2 separate regions of the Homo sapiens genome follow, and region 2 is linked to region 1. The links are chromatin loops, found by intact Hi-C in ENCODE. Cell type or tissue: heart left ventricle. All regions are shown on one strand. Links, peaks and the distances in the headings refer to the core of each region. The heading gives the core; the rest is flanking DNA. Region 1 overlaps LOC101928004 (a long non-coding RNA gene). Region 2 has its middle 53 kb from the start of LINC03055.

The links. A loop is a pair of places that touch in the nucleus more often than their neighbours do. Peaks named below come from ENCODE experiments on the same cell type or tissue, not always from the same donor. Only the 100,000 strongest peaks of a DNase experiment are listed, where the experiment ranks them.
Region 2: it touches region 1 in a loop (2.2-fold over the local background); 11 of 110 quality-filtered maps call a loop at or near these places.

What each region holds. Positions count from the first base shown.
Region 1 is chr6:6,745,766-6,754,101 of GRCh38, forward strand. The region is part of intron 2 of LOC101928004 (a long non-coding RNA gene); the gene reads right to left. It overlaps LOC105374901 (a long non-coding RNA gene), which reads right to left. Exons shown (of 2, transcript NR_187807.1): 2 at 6,141-6,760. Among named protein-coding and RNA genes, the nearest start is that of LY86-AS1, 130 kb to the left of the region's middle. RefSeq lists enhancers at 4,247-4,864, 5,485-6,102. In heart left ventricle, for the core only: CTCF peaks have their summits at 4,171 and 4,370; DNase peaks (open chromatin) are centred at 408, 966, 2,876 and 4,396; H3K27ac peaks cover 6,165 bases.
Region 2 is chr6:6,828,098-6,836,433 of GRCh38, forward strand. No RefSeq gene overlaps it. Among named protein-coding and RNA genes, the nearest start is that of LINC03055, 53 kb to the right of the region's middle. In heart left ventricle, for the core only: no CTCF peak of the experiment used is centred there; no DNase peak of the experiment used is centred there.

The DNA of each region.
Region 1 (8,336 bases), core at 289-8,288:
AGCGGCGCTTGTCGGGGAGGCTTGGGCTATGCAGGAGCCCACGGCGGTGTGGGGGGAGGCTCAGGCATGGTGGGCTGCAGGTCCCGAGCCCTGCCCTGTGGGGAAGCAGCTAAGGCCCGGCGAGAAATCGAGCACAGCAGCTGCTGGCCCAGGCACTAAGCCGCTCAGTGCCCGGGGCTTGCGGGCCGGTCCGCCGCTCGGAGTGCGGGGCCGCGGAGCCCACGCCCACCCGGAACTTGCGCTGGCCCGCAAGCGCCGCGCGCAGCCCCGGTTCCCGCTCGCGCCTCTCCCTCCACACCTCCCCGCAAGCTGAGGGAGCCGGCTCCGGCCTCGGCCAGCCCAGAAAGGGGCTCCCACAGTGCAGCGGCGGGCTGAAGGGCTCCTCAAGCTCTGCCAGAGTGGGCGCCAAGGCCGGGGAGGCGCGGAGAGTGTGTAAGGGCGGCCAGGACGCTGTCACCTGTCAATTTCAGGGGCTTAGAGGAAGGCTTCACCTCCCCTGCAGCTGAATGAAAGCTGCCACGTCCCACTTACCCTCTGGGGTCGGATCTAGAGAGTCCCCGGGGCTGCTCTACCACACCATATTCCCTAGATCTTTCTGATCACTGCATGTCCCCTGCGAGGGGGTCTGCACATCTGCCTGCTGGGGGCTGGGAGTGACCGAGAGCCCCAGCTCCCAAACTAAGACCTAATCCTGAGTGTGCAGAATGGCAGGTCTCAGATGCAGAGCCACCGCTGGCACAGAGTAACATGGAAAATGCCTGGCCATGGCAAAAGTGCATTCTGCTCGGAGTATCTGGCAGGAATCGTAATCAGGGCAGAGGCAACTGCATTTGTGGGGAGAAAGTTTGGGGCGATGCAATGTCCTGAGCAGCTTCCTGACCCCCGTCATCGCCGTCCTTGCTTTGTGCCACCACCCTTGAAGATACCCCTTTTTGTGGTTCTGTGGGAGCTGCTGCAGATAAGGACGGGGTGTCGGTGTCTGTTTCTCCTCAGCCGCTCTCAGCGAGGTCACTGGGTGCCAGAAATGGAAACATAAATGGCAGCTGCTGTCCTGAAAGCAGGTGGCTGCTCTGACCGGGGAGGGAAATGGCTTGGGGACTTACTCATGCAGCCTGAGAGCCACAGAGTAGGAATAAGCATGCAACTGGTGTGTGTGGGCACGATTGTGTATGCCTATTTCTGCATGTAAGTTCCAGAGCTGTGAGCTCACACACACAGGCACACAGATACACACAGGAACACACAGACACATGCACATGCATGCACAGACACACACAGACACGCAGAGACATAGACATATACACACAGACACAGAGACATACACACATATAGACAGATGCACACATACAGACATACACACAGACATGCACAGACACAGACACACACATAAGCACACACAGACATACCCAGAGACACAGACACACGCACACACAGACACTGACACACACAAACACACGCAACACAGATACAAACACACAGAGATACAGAGGCACACATATATTTATATATACACAGACACACACATACACATGCTTACTCACATAGCACACACATACACAGAGACACATGAAGATACGCACATACCACACGTATGCAGTCACACATAACACATGCATCTCCCACCCCATTGGTGGTGTCCACAGGGCTGTCCGGAGAGCAAGCAATCAGTAAGTGTTTGTTGGATACTAAGTGAAGGATGAAATGACTGAATGCACCAGTAGGTGAAATGGATGCTTCTGCTTGCAGGGCAGGCTCTAAGATTTGAACAGCGGCATGGCAGAAGCATCGCCACAAGTGCTGATGAGGTGATGGCTTAAAATACTGCAAGCCCCATGCAGAGTGAAAACTCCTTTCACGGGAGGAGATAGACGGCCCAGGAACTGTTGCTCTAGCCTCATTATCTGTGAATGATTGATTCCAGACAGGAATTGAAGATGAGGCAACTGAGAAAAGGAAAAGGGAAACACCCTGTGTGCCTGTTAAATGCCCTTGTTCACCTGGCGAGAGATATGCATATATAGTCTCACCACTGACTATCTTTTTATATATATGGTGTATATATAAAAATATAGAAGTGTACAGTGTATGTGTATATGTGTGTATATATGTGTATATGTCTGTGTATAGACACATATATGCACATACACACATTATGTACATTTATATCTATATAACGGCAATGCCTGAGCTGGCTATTTCCAGGCGGCCAATATCCTGTTTTAAACTGATTTAAAATATTGCCACTGTAAACTAATATCGTGATTTGCAACCACTTAAATTCTGGAAGAATTTCTCAGGACTGTGATGAAAATCCCAGCGTCTGGTGGTTCCCTCATCGCAGCTTAACCCTAATTGCCTACACTAAGTCCAATTAGTGGCAAATCAGATTCCCCTTCATTTCATCTGATGAAGTAAGCTTTGGCAGGAGCATCTGCCCACGCAAAGCAGGGTGAAGACAGAGAGAAGAACGGGGCTGCAGGGAACGGGGACACGAGTGTGGGGACCCAAGGGTGACCACAGTCCTCCTGCCCCTGAGTCCCCACGGCTCCGTGCCTCCGGCTTGCAGATTCCTTTCCCTGGATAGAGTTTTTGCAACTGAGTTTGGTGAGAATCAAATCTATCAGGTACAGTCCTAGAAACAAATAACTTGAAGTCTACTTTAAAGGCAGATTCTCTTGGTCTCTTTCTTTCCTGTGTCTGTACCTCTGTGCATCTCTAACACACACACACACACACACACACACACACACACACACGGCCCTTCTGTAAGCACACTTTCCTCGCTGTCCCAGTCCTCTCAGTGTCCACGCTCCTGCAGGCGCTGACTTGGGTGGCGGTTGCAGAGGAACCAGTAGGACTGGCACGGCCATGGCCATGGAGCATGTGGTCCAGGGCACAGATAGCAGCAGCTCTGGTTCCAAAGGCAGTGCGTCCTGCCAAAGCCTTCTCTCTCTGCATCTCAAGGTCACAATAATAGATTACGAAAGAGTGGAAAAGCACAGCTCAGAAAATGGGCCATGGGGACTTTCCTCTGGGTGAGGAGGGAGAGAACAATGCCCGATGCGGCAGCAGGTCGTTTGAGCTCTGCTAGGGAAGGAAACGCGGAGCGTGAGGTCCCTCCAATGCCCGGCACCTGCAACGCCTCCTGTCCAAGGGCTCTGAAAACACAAAAATTGGGACCATTGGAAAATGATTTTTAAGGTGCTCTGATGTAGAAGAAATTCCATCACAAACATTAACCTGTTTCACAAGAATCAAATATTTACTATTGTGTTTCATGGTGGCTACTTTTTAAGTCCCTTGCAAATTAAGGTAGGACAAATGTTCTCACAAAATAAACATTCTCCTGTCTTCAGAAACCACTGATAAATAGTCCAGGCCGATGGATCCTTGCCTCTCCTCAGAATAAGGGAGGGCTGTTATTTTAAAGCAGCAAATAGAACAGATCCTCAAGTGCCCTGGCGGAACAGAAGGCTGGACTGTTAAAGTCTGTGACACTCTCAGTGATGACGTTGGTTTCTAAGGGCTGCAGCAGCCATACCCAAAGAAAACATTTTATATATGATGATGTAGTAACTATACTTCAAGTCTTGACTTAAAAATGTATAATTCAACAACAAAATTACAATTTCTCTGTAAAAGGAGCACTTTTTAAAAATCCAAGCCACTTACACTGGTTTGAAAATATTTGGGGGGTCTTAACTGCTTCTGAGGCTATAGCAAGTGGTTTCTCATAAAATCAGACCCAAGGGAACTCTCTGAGAGGACCCTAGGCACTTAGATTTTATTCCGGGTATAATTTATTCCAAACAGTTTAGCAAAATGATGGTCACATTATAAGAGCATACTCTGGATGCAAAATGTCCAGGAAAGACAGAAGTAGAGGTGGGGTCCAAGAAACAATTCCAGTCTCCTAGAAACCATGCCTTCTGCTCAAGCCAAGTGCTTCTCCTGATCACGTCCTCCTGGTAACTCCTAGCAGCTGCGAGCATTGGAACATAGTCTTACCAGTTCCGGAGCCACCAGGCACCTTCTCTGAACGTCTGAACTATCAGCCCCTTCCCTCAGAGCAGGCCTGCAGGGACTCAGCAAGGCTGGGTGCTGGAGGGCCACTCTGTAGGTCTGGCCAGAGGGAGACCACACCACCCAAAGAGCCATTCAGCGACCAAGGCTCCCCTGAGCGGTCGCTGCTGGTGACACAGGCCCTTTGCTGGGAGAGCCCAGCCCTACTCAGAACAGAAGGGCTCACTGCTCCAGCCTCCAGCCTTCAATCCCAGCTGCAGCTTTTCAGCTCTAGTTTTCCCTCCAGGTTATCTTCCCTCTGTGGCTTCCAGCGGGTCACCCTGTGATGCTGCAGTTCCCCAGTCTTTGCAAACGGGGGAGAGATGACTACTGACTTCCGCGATGATTCATGCTGGTTGTTTACAGCAGAGACAGAGGCAGTGCGCTGCCTGCACGTCTTGGAATTAGCTGAGCTGTGAGGGTGCAGCGAGGCCAGCACCGGGGTTCCCGGGTATGCCAAAGCTGGAATTGTGCTGCTCCTCTGCAGAGGTGCAGGGGGAGGGGGGAGCAGGGATACAAAACCTTGCCGGTCAAGGAACGCAGTGTTCCTGGCCCTGTCTGGAACCTTCACAAAGCAGGTGGGAAGGGAAAGTGCATGGGTAAGACGGACTTCCCAAAACAGCTTCTGCCAAATGAAATAAAGAATATCCAGTTCCTCCTTTTTAAATAAATAAATATATATATATATATATATATAAAATTATGAAATAATTTAAATACGTAGAAATATGCAGAAATAATAGATCAAAGGCCCAAGTACCCACTCATCAGCTTTAACATTTTGCTGTCTATACTACAGATTTTTTTATTTTCAAAAACAAAAATGTAATCAGTCAAGCAAGCACATGGCAGCTCCTGAAGGGATTTGATGTTGAGCAATCGCAATATCAAATGAGCCCACCTCCAGTTCTCCGCTGAACGGATCAGCTCATAGGTGTTACTTCCCTCACCCTGCCACCCCCGAGTCTCTTCTGTTGCTTGTGGGACACCGTGGCGAGAGCTCCGGAGTCCAGACTCCACTGTGGAGACTGACATGGTTCCCTGAGCTCCCTGCTTGGTCTCCTGTCCTGCCTGGTCTGAAGTCCTGCCTACGAAGACTGATGGCACTGTACCAATGCAGCAGCTTCCAAATCACTGAGCAAGCAGCCCCCAGCTTCCCCTCTCCCCCTGAGCCCACCTTCTCTCCACGCTCCCTTGTCCCAGGCTGTCCATAGGCACCATTTGGCTCCAATTCCACATCATAAGCGTTTCTATGAATATAGGCTTTGTGGAATGTTTATTCATAGGACATTAATCCCAGAGGGGAATAAAAGCAGTGCTGTCCATGACATTATCTGTGTTAGCCTTGGATTGTCTGCTGTAAAATGCTAATTGCAGCCTCTGGAGTTGAGAAGGTGTTTGTAGGAAGCCTGAACAGGGAGCAGGAGGGCAGGCAGAAGAGGCAGCCCAGCCTTCTAGGATGCCAGGGCCCTCAGAGGAGGAGGAAGGCCTGAGGCCAGGCAGCAGGTAGACAAGGCACAGAGCCTGGTTCTGGAGCTGGGCCTGGGAGGAGGCCTTTGTACTGCCCAGAGGAGGGGCCACAGTGTCCCTCCAGCCACCTGCTCACTGGTTTTACCAAAGCTGGTATCCACACATCCCAAGGGTCTCCTCAGAGCCCATGCCGCTGAACAAACCCACGTTTTTTAAAATGAGAGTGACACCAGCCTGCCCATCCTCACAGTGCAGCAGGGTGTGAGTGTGCAGTGGGGAGCAGGGAGCTAAATCCTAATATACGTGATGTATTTTGAGATTCCAAGGAGCTCCTGGATATGCATTCAAGGGTGGCAGTGTTTCAGGAGGGGCAGATGGGTGTGCAGGCAGCCACACCCTTTCCCCTCCCCCTCCCCCTCCCCCAGCAATTTGTTCCTTTTCAAGTTTGAGACACGCAAGTCTTGCATCTGTGTCTCTGGAGCCGCCTACACAAACCAGCGCAGAGATCACAGGGCTGGGACTGGCTGGCGACAGTTCGCTCCCTTAACTCCAGAGGAGGAAATGGAGCCAGAGGTCGTAAAACGATGATAGAATCGAAAACAAGACCATTTCTTTCTGTACCCCACACCCTTTTTACTTTCACAATGCACACACCCACACCCCACATGCACACTCACACCCATGTCCAGGGTGGCTGGACAGAGCCCCTCCCAGTACTGCCATTCATTTTGCATACATGTTTGGCTGGCTAGTGGGCAGGATTATGTCTGAGAAAACCTCCTTTTAATCAATCTGATGCTTGCCAGCCAAGGAGCTGACAACTGTGCAAAGCACTGAGCCATGGGGCAGTGTTCCGTTTTGTCTCCTCTGGGCAGCTGACAAGATGGAGTCCCTCGGAGGTGAGAGGATGGTTTCTAGAAGCACAGGAATTCTCAGTAGTGGATTAAACTGCAATGCAGACCTTCTGCATCCCCAGTGGAGAGTCAGAAGCCTGGGAGGATGCTAAGCATTCCAAGCAAGCAGTCTTCCAGAAAACTGCCAGCTTCCCCACAGCAGCCAGGGTGATGATGGGAAGAGTTGCTGCAGTCCTCGGCTTCAGCTTGTCCAGGAGCCGGCCCAGCACACCCAGCAGACTTCCCAGAGAGCAGGGGCTGGGGGATGGGAGGGGACCCAGTCCCCTCAGACTTCACAACAGATAGCCACCTTACAGAGAGGCCCATGAAATACACTTAAAAGGGAGGAATAAGGAAGGAAGAAAGGGAGGGAGGGAGGGAGGGGGGAAGGAAGGAAGGAAGGAAAGAAGGAATCTGTCAACAGCTAAGCTATGTAAGAAGGCTCATGCTAGGAAGTCTATATTTTTTACAATGATAAGGATGCCAGTTTGTCTGGGACTTTGCTCATCAAACCCTACTCATACCCCCCATAAAATCCCTTGCCTTCTCTATCGCCAGTTCTTAAGGACTTCATTTTTTCACTTAGCCGTTAGCCATTCGTGAACCTTACAAGTTGTGTTCTGAATTCTACCTTAGCTACTAAACCATACCTAAAGATACTGGCTCAGGAGCCAGCTCAGTCTAGTCTTATCCTGACTGTCCTGACACTGGGCCGTGAGCAAGTCTCTCAGCCTGTGGAGGGGAAAGGTGCTTGGAAGTCAGGCAGCCCCGCCTGGCTGCAGACACCACACAGGCTGTGCAATGGTGATATATTGTGATTTAAAATAAGAAATGTGTATTTTGGCCTATGTCTCTGGTTTCTGGAACAGAACTCCTAAAAGAAAGACAAACAAACAAACAAACCAACAAACAAAACTTTGTGATTTCTTGAGCAATAGGAGAACATCTTTTGTTCTAACGTTTGGTCTTTGACATGGTTCTCAACATAGAGCTCCTAAATCCCTTGGAATTTCCTGGGTGATAGGAGTGCTTTTGTTCTAATGAGGCGGCCCTTGGTGTGCTCCTGAGTCAGGGCTGGTCACCAGCAAGACCAAGCTATGATTAGAAGCTTGGAACTTTCAATCCCAACTCTCATCCTTTGGGGAGACTGAGGGGCTGGAGATTGAGTTAATAATTGACCATTCCTACATGATGAAGCCTCCATAAAAATTTCTGAACTCTGGGGCTCGGGGGGCTTCCGGGTTGAGGAATAAGAACACACATGTGTGCCAGAAGGGCGGCACACCTGAGAGGGCATGGAACTTCCTCGCCGCTCCCCCATACCTTGCCTTCCACCTGGCGGTTCCTCAGCTGTATCCTTTTATAATAAATGGGTTAAAGTAAGCAAAGCCTTGCCGTGAGCGCTGTGAGCCATTCTGGCAAATGATTGAACCTGAGAAAGAGGCTGTGGGAGCCTCAGATTTGCAGCCAAGTTGGACAGAAGTTGTTTGTAACCTGGGCCCTACTACCTACAATTGCAAGAAGTAGGGGGCAGTCTTGTGAGACTAAGCCGTTAATCTGTGGGATCTGACACTATCTCCAGGTAGATGGTGTCAGAATTGAATTGTATTGTGGGACACCCAGTTGGTGGCAGAGAACTGGTCAATGTGCCAAAAACCCACACATCTGGTCACAGAAGTGATTTGTGTGGTCAGAGAGAGTACAGAGAAGGAAAAACAGTCAGTTTTTCCTGTCTTACTGATGGTCACCAAGGTTTCACCCCATGGCCTTTGGGGACCTGGGGTTGAAAGAACAACCATCGGGGGTCCTTGAAGCTATCTTCCTGCTAAACATTATCTAAAGCAGTACATCCAATATGGCAGCCACTAGCAACGTGTACCCTTTGAGCACTTGACATGTGGCCATTGGGAT
Region 2 (8,336 bases), core at 330-8,329, 82 kb after region 1:
AGCCGAGATCACGCCACTGCACTCCAGCCTGGACAACAGAGCGAGACTCCAAAAAGACAGACAAAAAGATAGAAAGAAAGGAAGGAAGGAAGGGAGGGAGGGAGGAAGGGAGGGAGGGACTGCTTGAGAGTAGAGGCTGGGAGAAGGGTCAGGATCAAAAAACTACCTATCTAGTACTATGTTCATTATGTGGGTGACAAAATAATCTGTACACTAAACCTCTGTGACATGCAATTTACCCAGTAACCAACCTGCATATGTACTCCCTGAACCTAACACACAAATTGGACAGAAAGAAGAAAAAAAAGACCAGGCACCATGTCTCACGCCTGTAATCCCAGCACTTTGGGAGGCCAAGGCGGGCAGATCACTTGAGGTCAGGAGTTCGAGACCAACCTGGACAATGTGGTGAAACCTCATTTCAACTTAAAAAAATACAAAAATTAGATGGGCGCTGTAGCACACACCTGTAGTCCCAGCTACTCAGGTGGTTGAGGCACGAGAACCACCTGAACCCAGGAGGCAGAAGTTTCAGTGAGCCAAGATAGCGCCATTTAACTCCAGCCTGGGTGACAAAGTGATGCTCTGTCTCAAAAAAAAAAAAAAAAAGAAAATGGAAAAGACTGAAAAGTTGAAGTGGGGGGAAATTAATCAGTTAGAAACAAGGCTATACCCCAAGAAGGAGCTGAAATTTGAAGTTTAGAAAATAAGGCAAACTACATATATGTGTAATATATATAAAGAAAAAACAAGAAGCAAACATCTAATTAGAGCAACAATCTTCATTCCAGAAAGGTAGCAGAAATAAGCACTTAGCAAATTTAAAGTATTCTGACTAGCAGAATGACAATGACAAAAAAAAAAAACAATATTTATAAAATTGAGCAGTGGCCTTCAAACATTTTTGTCAGGGGGAAAAAATTCAAGTGGTACTAGTGCATTAATACTGCTTTGTTTATAAATTTCATATGATTGCCTCTATATAATTTTTAGAAACATTAGGAAATATAAGAACAAAAATTTAAAGAAAATATTTTAATAATTTAAAATATTTTATTTATCAACCATATAAAAAGCTTTATATGAGGCTGGGCACAGTGACTCATGCCTGTAATCCCAGCACTTTGGGAGGCCAAGGCGGGTGGATCACGACGTCAGGAGATCGAGACCATCCTGGCTAACACAGTGAAACCCCGTCTCTACTAAAAATACCAAAATTAGCCAGGCGTGGTGGTGGGCACCTGTAGTCCCAGCTACTCAGGAGGCTGAGGCGGGAGAATGGCATGAACCCGGGAGGCGGAGCTTGCAGTGAGCCGAGATTGCGCCACTGCACTCCAGCCTGAGCGACAGAGTGAGACTCCATCTCAAAAAAAAAAAAAGCTTTATATGTAATGTTAATATTCTATGAGAGTAATATGATTGAATAATTTTAGTTATTTTTTCAAATCTTGGCTTAGCATGTGATTTGAAGGTCATATTTTGATATTTGATTTTAATGACTGTCATAAGTAAAAGACGTGCCTCACAAACATAAGTAGGTCCAAATGAGGATCTTGGTACATTGGTACGTATCTTTTAAACCTATCCACCATATTAAGCAAAAGGTGTATTGAAATTTGGCTGTTAAGTATCAGTCTTCACTAATGTTGATTGGCTATTATTAAAAATTAATCAGAAGTTGTTGTACTTTATACTTTTAACAAATGTCTTTAAAACTCACTGAAATTTTTTATTTGACAAATTGGGGGCAGAATAGAAAATTCTTTTTCCATATTTTTAAAGAATGCAGGTACGAGGTCTATATTTAATAAATATCATTTTCAGCTGAAAGGAAGGACGAGAAGGAAGGAAGGAGGGAGGAAGGAAGGCAGGGAGGGAAGAAGGGAAGTAGGGAGAGAGGAAGGGAGGGAGGGAAGGACACTGCAAGATTTAGAAATAATCTCAAAGACCTGTTTTCAACATGCTCTCACTGCAACATAACTTTCTTTTGAAAATCAATTATTCTTTCACTCATTATTAAAATGTCATCTGTATTGAGAAGAGACAAATTAAGTTGTTCTTAATTTTCAAGATGATTTTCTACATAGCTTATATCTACTGATAGCTACTCATCAGAACAGGTCAGAAATTTTGGAATTGCTGTCAAATCTGCATCTTCAGATCTGACAAATCTCCTGAGAGCTTTGCCTTGAATAAACCTCTACTTGAAATACATGTTTCCTCTCTACTTCCCATTTCATAAAACGTGAAAAGATTCTACATAGAAGTCAGTTATATGCTATGCTACATATGTATATGTATGTATATATGCATATGTGTGTGTATATACACACACACACTTATTTAGCCACACCACGACCTCCTTGTAGCACATGAGCTACATGTGACAAGTCATTGGCAGATGTGACAAGTCATTGGCAGTGAACATGAGTGAGCATGTCGTTATCTGTCAGTCTCTCAAATTGTCAAATGCCCTCTCTCCTCACAGGGCCGTATATAGGAATGATCACCTGACAAACAGATCAAGTGAAACTACCAGTGTTAATCTACATATTTTCAATTAATCAGCCAAGCACAGTGGCTCATGCTTGCAATCCCAACACTTTGGGAGGCCAAGGCAGGTGGCTCACTTGAGCCCAGGAGTTCAAATCCAACCTGATCAACATGGTGAGACACTCTCTCTACAAAAAATACAAAAATTACCTGGGCATGGTGGCACACACCTGTAGTCCCAGCCACTCAGGAGGCTGAGGTGAGAGGATTGCTTGAGCCCAGGAGGTCAAGGCTGCAGTGAGTCACAAACACACCACTACACTCCAGCCTGGGCAACACAGCAAGACCCTGTCTCAAAAATAAATAAATAAATAAGAAAAAGAAAAAAAAGATTTAATTAAATCAATCAAGTTCAATTTGTTTCATAATTTTAGTTTAGAATACATTGAAATCAAAATTCCAGCTCTCCTGGAAACTCCTGCAGAGGGCCCAGGATCCAGCAAAGAACATAAATGTCTGCTCTGGGAGCCTGTGTTCAATCCCACCTGGACCATTTACTGCTGTGCAGCCCTGAGTAAGTCCTCTAAGCACTCCATGCCTTGGTTTGCCCATCTACAAAGAGAGATAATAAAAATTATGATCCTATGCCGGAGGTTGGTGTGACAATCAAATGAACAAATCCATGTAAAGCTCTTAGATTTTTTTTTTTTCCTGAAACAAAGTCTCTCCCTGTCATCCAGGCTCTGGAGTGCAGTGGCGTGATCTCGGCTCACTGCAACGTCTGCCTCCTGGGTTCAAGCAATTCTTCTTCCTCATCCTTCTGAGTAGATGGGATTACAAGCGCATGCCACCACGCCCGGCTAATTTTTATATTTTTTAGTAGAGACGGGGTTTCACCATGTTGGCCAGGCTGGTCTCAAACTCCTGACCTTGTGATCTGCCCACCTCGGCCTCCCAAAGTGCTGGGATTACAGGCGTGAGCCACGGCTCCCTGCCAGCTCTTAGATTTTTTAGTTTACAGTGGAGATTCAAAAAACATTAGCTGTTATGATTATCACATGAAATAATTTTGTCCTTCTACAAACTGGAAGTACCTGGTGGCTAAGAAACCAGTTAGAGGACTGTTTCTCTTATCCAAACAAAAGAGGATTGTGGCCAAAACCAAGGAAGTGGCAGCGGGGTTGGACAGAAGGAGAAGGATCTGAGAAACATTTGAGATATTGAGTCAGTAGACTTTTAAACTGTTATAATATCAAGAGAAGGAAAAAAGCAGTCAAGTGTGACTTCGAAGTTTCTAGTGCATGTGATTAAGGAGTATTAGCTGAGAAAAGGAAATAAGGAAAGGTCTAAATCTGGTGGAAAAGAAAAACTTATTGAATGCTTACTATGTGCCAGGAAATATTCTAATCGTTTTCCATCCATGAAGTCATTTAATCGGCGTAACAACCTTGTGAGATAGATGCTATCCCCGTTTTATAGATGACAAAACTAAGCCATAAAAGGTCTGTAACTTTTCCAAGGCTATACAGCTGGGCTTCTAACCCAAGGTATCCAACCCAGAGTCCATGACCTCCACTGCCCCACACGTAGACTTTCTTAGAGATAATGAGTTCAGTTTAGTTTGAGGGACATGGAAGAGGCTATGTGGAGGAGTGGGTTGAATGTAACAGTCTGAAACTCGTAAGAGACGTGGAGATAGCAACCAAGCTTGAGATGCCAGATTCACCAGCATAGAGGTGGGATTGCAGCCACAGAAGGGCACATGGGAAGGAAGAGAGATCGTGTGCACGGGAAGAGGCCTGGGAGATATCCCTGGGGACATGGATGCTCCCGACCTGCCCACAAGGGTGTCAGTGTTAGCTGCTTTTCATTGTGGATGTTTGCCTATCATAATAGCTTTATGCAAGGGGGTCTTGGGCTGCTCCGCATCTGAACCCCTTTGCCATATTGGGGAATCTGCCTCGGTCTTGGTGGGACACACACCTTCCACTACAGTAGTCAGAGAGCCAGACATTTGCTGTTCCTCAGCCCTGGAGGCCAAGCCTGAACAAACAACATGTGTCTGGCCAATCTAACAGGACACTGAGTCCTCAGCAAGTGACACAGAAGCAAAGAATGGTGCCACATGCGTTCCACCTACAGCAATGCCTGCACTGTCTTGGGGTGGCAGGGGGGCCCCCTAACCTGAGGCACAACCTTGGCTCCGAATTCCCTTGGCTTCCCCTCTTTTTCTTGCAGTTGTTCTCTAGTCTTTCTATCTGTTCTGTGAACTTCTTGGCTTAGTCCCCTAAATGTCTTTCTCTAGAGCAGTTTCTCTTGTTTAACTTGCTCTCTCACTGGTCCAGTACCAATGCTTAGATAATTGGTACTGGATAATTCCTTAGATAATTCTGTTTTCCTTGCGCTCCTTTCTCTCCATTGTAATAGATTGTGGAAGTGGTTCTATATTTTCACCTAAAAACGTTCCTAAGAAACAGTCACCTCTGAGATTTAATTGTAGGACAAAATACATCCATGAAGAATGATTACCCTTAATCAGAACAGTTATCCAAATGTACAAATGGAATAAGTATGAGTTCTTCCACCACACGTGGAGTGTAACAAATGTCTTACCAAATGTACAAATGGAATAAGTATGAGTTCTTCCACCACACCTGGAGTGTAACAAATGTCTTATTGCACTTTCTTAATTAAATTCAATCCCAGCACCACTTGCCAAGGTTGGTTACAATGGCTAATATCAGGCCGGGCGTGGTGGCTCACGCCTGTAATCCCAGCACTTTGGGAGGCCAAGGTGGGTGGATCGCTTGAGGTCAGGAGTTCGAGACGAACCTAACCAACATGGTGAAACCTCATCTCTACTAAAAATACAAAAATTAGCCAGGCATGGTGGCGGGCACCTGTAGTCCCGCTACTCAGGAGGCTGAGGCAGGAGAATCGCTTGAATCCAGGAGGCAGAGTTTGCAGTGAGCCGTGATCGTCCCACTGCACTCCAGCCTGGGTGACAGAGTGAGACCCTGTCTCAAAAAAAAAAAAAAAAGGCAATATTCATGATCTACCATCCTGGAACATGTAGGACTCCCAGGGCTTACTCACATCAGAGAAATGGGGAAGGGTTCTGAATGGCCTTCAGCTCTGAATGGTCACTATTTCTTTGCTGCCCATAGCCACTGCCAAGAGCAAGTTCTCCCTTCTGGCGTGCCCTGCCACCCTGGCAGCCCCTCACAACTGTCCTCCCATCAACCACAGTTTCAGCCATGTAGCCTTGCCAGCGTCCCCAAGGCCGCAGGACCCAGTGGCCAACCTCACTGTCCTATCCACGCCAGGTCCTTGGAAGTGCTGGCCAAGGGGTGCCCTCATCCAGCAACCTGTGGGTCCTGGAGGTCCTCGTGCACAGATGGCATCTCCAGCCTCCTGACCCTCAGGATGGCCTTCCACACACACAGCCAACACCTGTGTGAGGAATCCAGCTTCTTGCCCCTTCAGGTCCCAAGATAGCAGAGAACACAAGAACCCCTCAAAAGAAAGCCCCTAGCTTTTCCTTATGGAGAAAGTGGAAATTACCTCTTTCTTGTGCCAACGTGCCTCCTAGGGAAGCAGATGAACAAATATACAATAAAAATCTCAGTTCCAGAGCCAATGTATTTCAGAACAGCCCTAAAAACGCAATTTATTTTTAATAAGAATTACTTTTGAAGCAAAAGTTATGTTGATAGATGTTCTGTCTGCAAGTAAAAGAAGTCATCCTAGTGTAAGCCAAAACTGGGCACTTTTTTTGGTCAATGCAGAAATAGAGCCAGACCTCTGAAAAGATTGGAACCCCAACCTGGAAGGCTGCCAAAACCTCCGCGTACTTTTGCCTTGCCTATGCTTTGCTCTGCACACCTGCTTTATTTTGCTCTCTGCAGACCACTTGAGCTCCCCAGAGTATTGCGGAAGAACGTGCTCATAGCTCCAACGCACATACTCCCACTCCCCACCTCCACCTCCCTCCGGAAAGATTCATTCTGTCCATTTCTCTTTCCCCTTTTCTTTTCTTTCTTCTCTCTCTCTCTCTCTCTCACACACACACACACATTTCTCTCTCTTCTCTCTTTTTGCCTCCTCTCTCTCCTATCACTTTCTCTCTCTCGCCCATCTCTTTCTTTCTCTCTCTCCCCTCCCCGCCCCCCACCATCCCTGCTAATTTCCAAGTTCCGAGAAGGGACTCTCATTGGTCCAGGTGGACTCAGCTCTCTCTCTCTCTGGCCCAATCAACTGGCAGAAGGACAGGCTCATGTTACCCAAGCATGGCTGTCAGGAGCCCAGCCTCATCACTTGACAGGCTGCTGAGAGGGAGGGCAAAGATAAGGACGGCATCTTGTTTGGATCTCCCTAAAAGCCGACCCTGAAGCAAGAACTCAAGTGCAAGTGGGGCATTTGGGAGGTGCCAGCAATACCAGCTGGGAAATGAGGAGGTGATGCAGGAAGAGGACGAAAGGCAATAAGGGCTTCTTATTAAAGTAGCTGCCCCTGTGCATGACTCTGGGAGGGAACTCTGGGAAATGGTCCAAGCCTCAAAGTGATTCCACCTGAGAGTCAACGGAGCCAGAGTTGACGTCAGCTCCTGAGAGTCCTCGGTGGAGGACGGCTCCTAAGTGGTGATCACCCTATGGCACTTCCCACCTGTGTTGTGTGTGAGAGCAGAGTGGCTCTCCCCACTCTATCTGTATCTATAGTGTAAAGCCAATTATGTACATTTTAAACAAACACATACCGAAGACACTATGTGTTTTATATACATACATATACATAAATACACATGTTATATATACATATTATATATACATACATATATAGAATTCAAGGACTTAAATCAAGCACATTTAAAGTGGTTGCCTGTGAGGAGGAGGGAACTGAAATTTAGGGATCAAATAAGGAAAAAATATAAAATAAAACAAGACAAGGCTTTGCCCAGACCCCAAAGGGCAGGGCGCCATGAGCTGAGGAGTAGACTTCACTCAATTCTCTGCCATCTATCTGAGTTTTTCAATAAATGTTTTTAAAGCCAAAGTTGATTCATTCCTACAGTGGCATTTTGAAGGGACTATTTTTCCTTTGACCTAGATTGCCCAAACCTTCCTGAGTTTCTGTCCCTCCCAAGGCCTGGTTTTCCCCATTTCCTCCAATTCTGGGAGCCCTCCCATATCTTTCCAATAAATACCTTTTTCCCCATAATTTAGCAGAATCGGCTTCTGTTGCTTGCCACCAAATAACCCAATAAGGCCTCAATGCATGGGGCTCTGGAGGACCATCAACAATCTTCTCAGGGAAAAGACTTCCAGGTAGAGAGATCAAGAGGTCATTTATTTCCACATCCAGTGTCTAAGCTGCTCTGTCTCCAGGGCTTGTGGCTACTGTTTGGGAAGGGCAAGGTCATGCTTCAGAGTGGAGTCCCCAGCACCTTGCATGGGGCCTGGCCTACAGTATGAGGTCAATAAATGCCTTTTGAATGGATAACTTCATGAATGAAAGAGCAAGTAAGTGAGTTTACAAAAACTGCTGTTGTTCAGTTGCTTTTTAATAGAATCCTACCTCCACCCGGCCAGATGTATTTATCTTAGTAACCATGGTATAACAGGCAAAGGACAGCAGGTGTTCTGTGAATTATCTTGGTTGGACAAAATCGCTATGGGTTAGCCCCAGAACCAGTGTCATTGGTGGATGTCCTGTGCAAATGTGCTGTGCCTTTGCTATTTTAAAACCCTTCATAATTTTTTTAACAAGGGGTCTCACATTTTTATTTTGCTCTGGACCCTGCAAATTATGTAGCTGGCCCTGGTTAGCGCCAGACTAAATCAAGC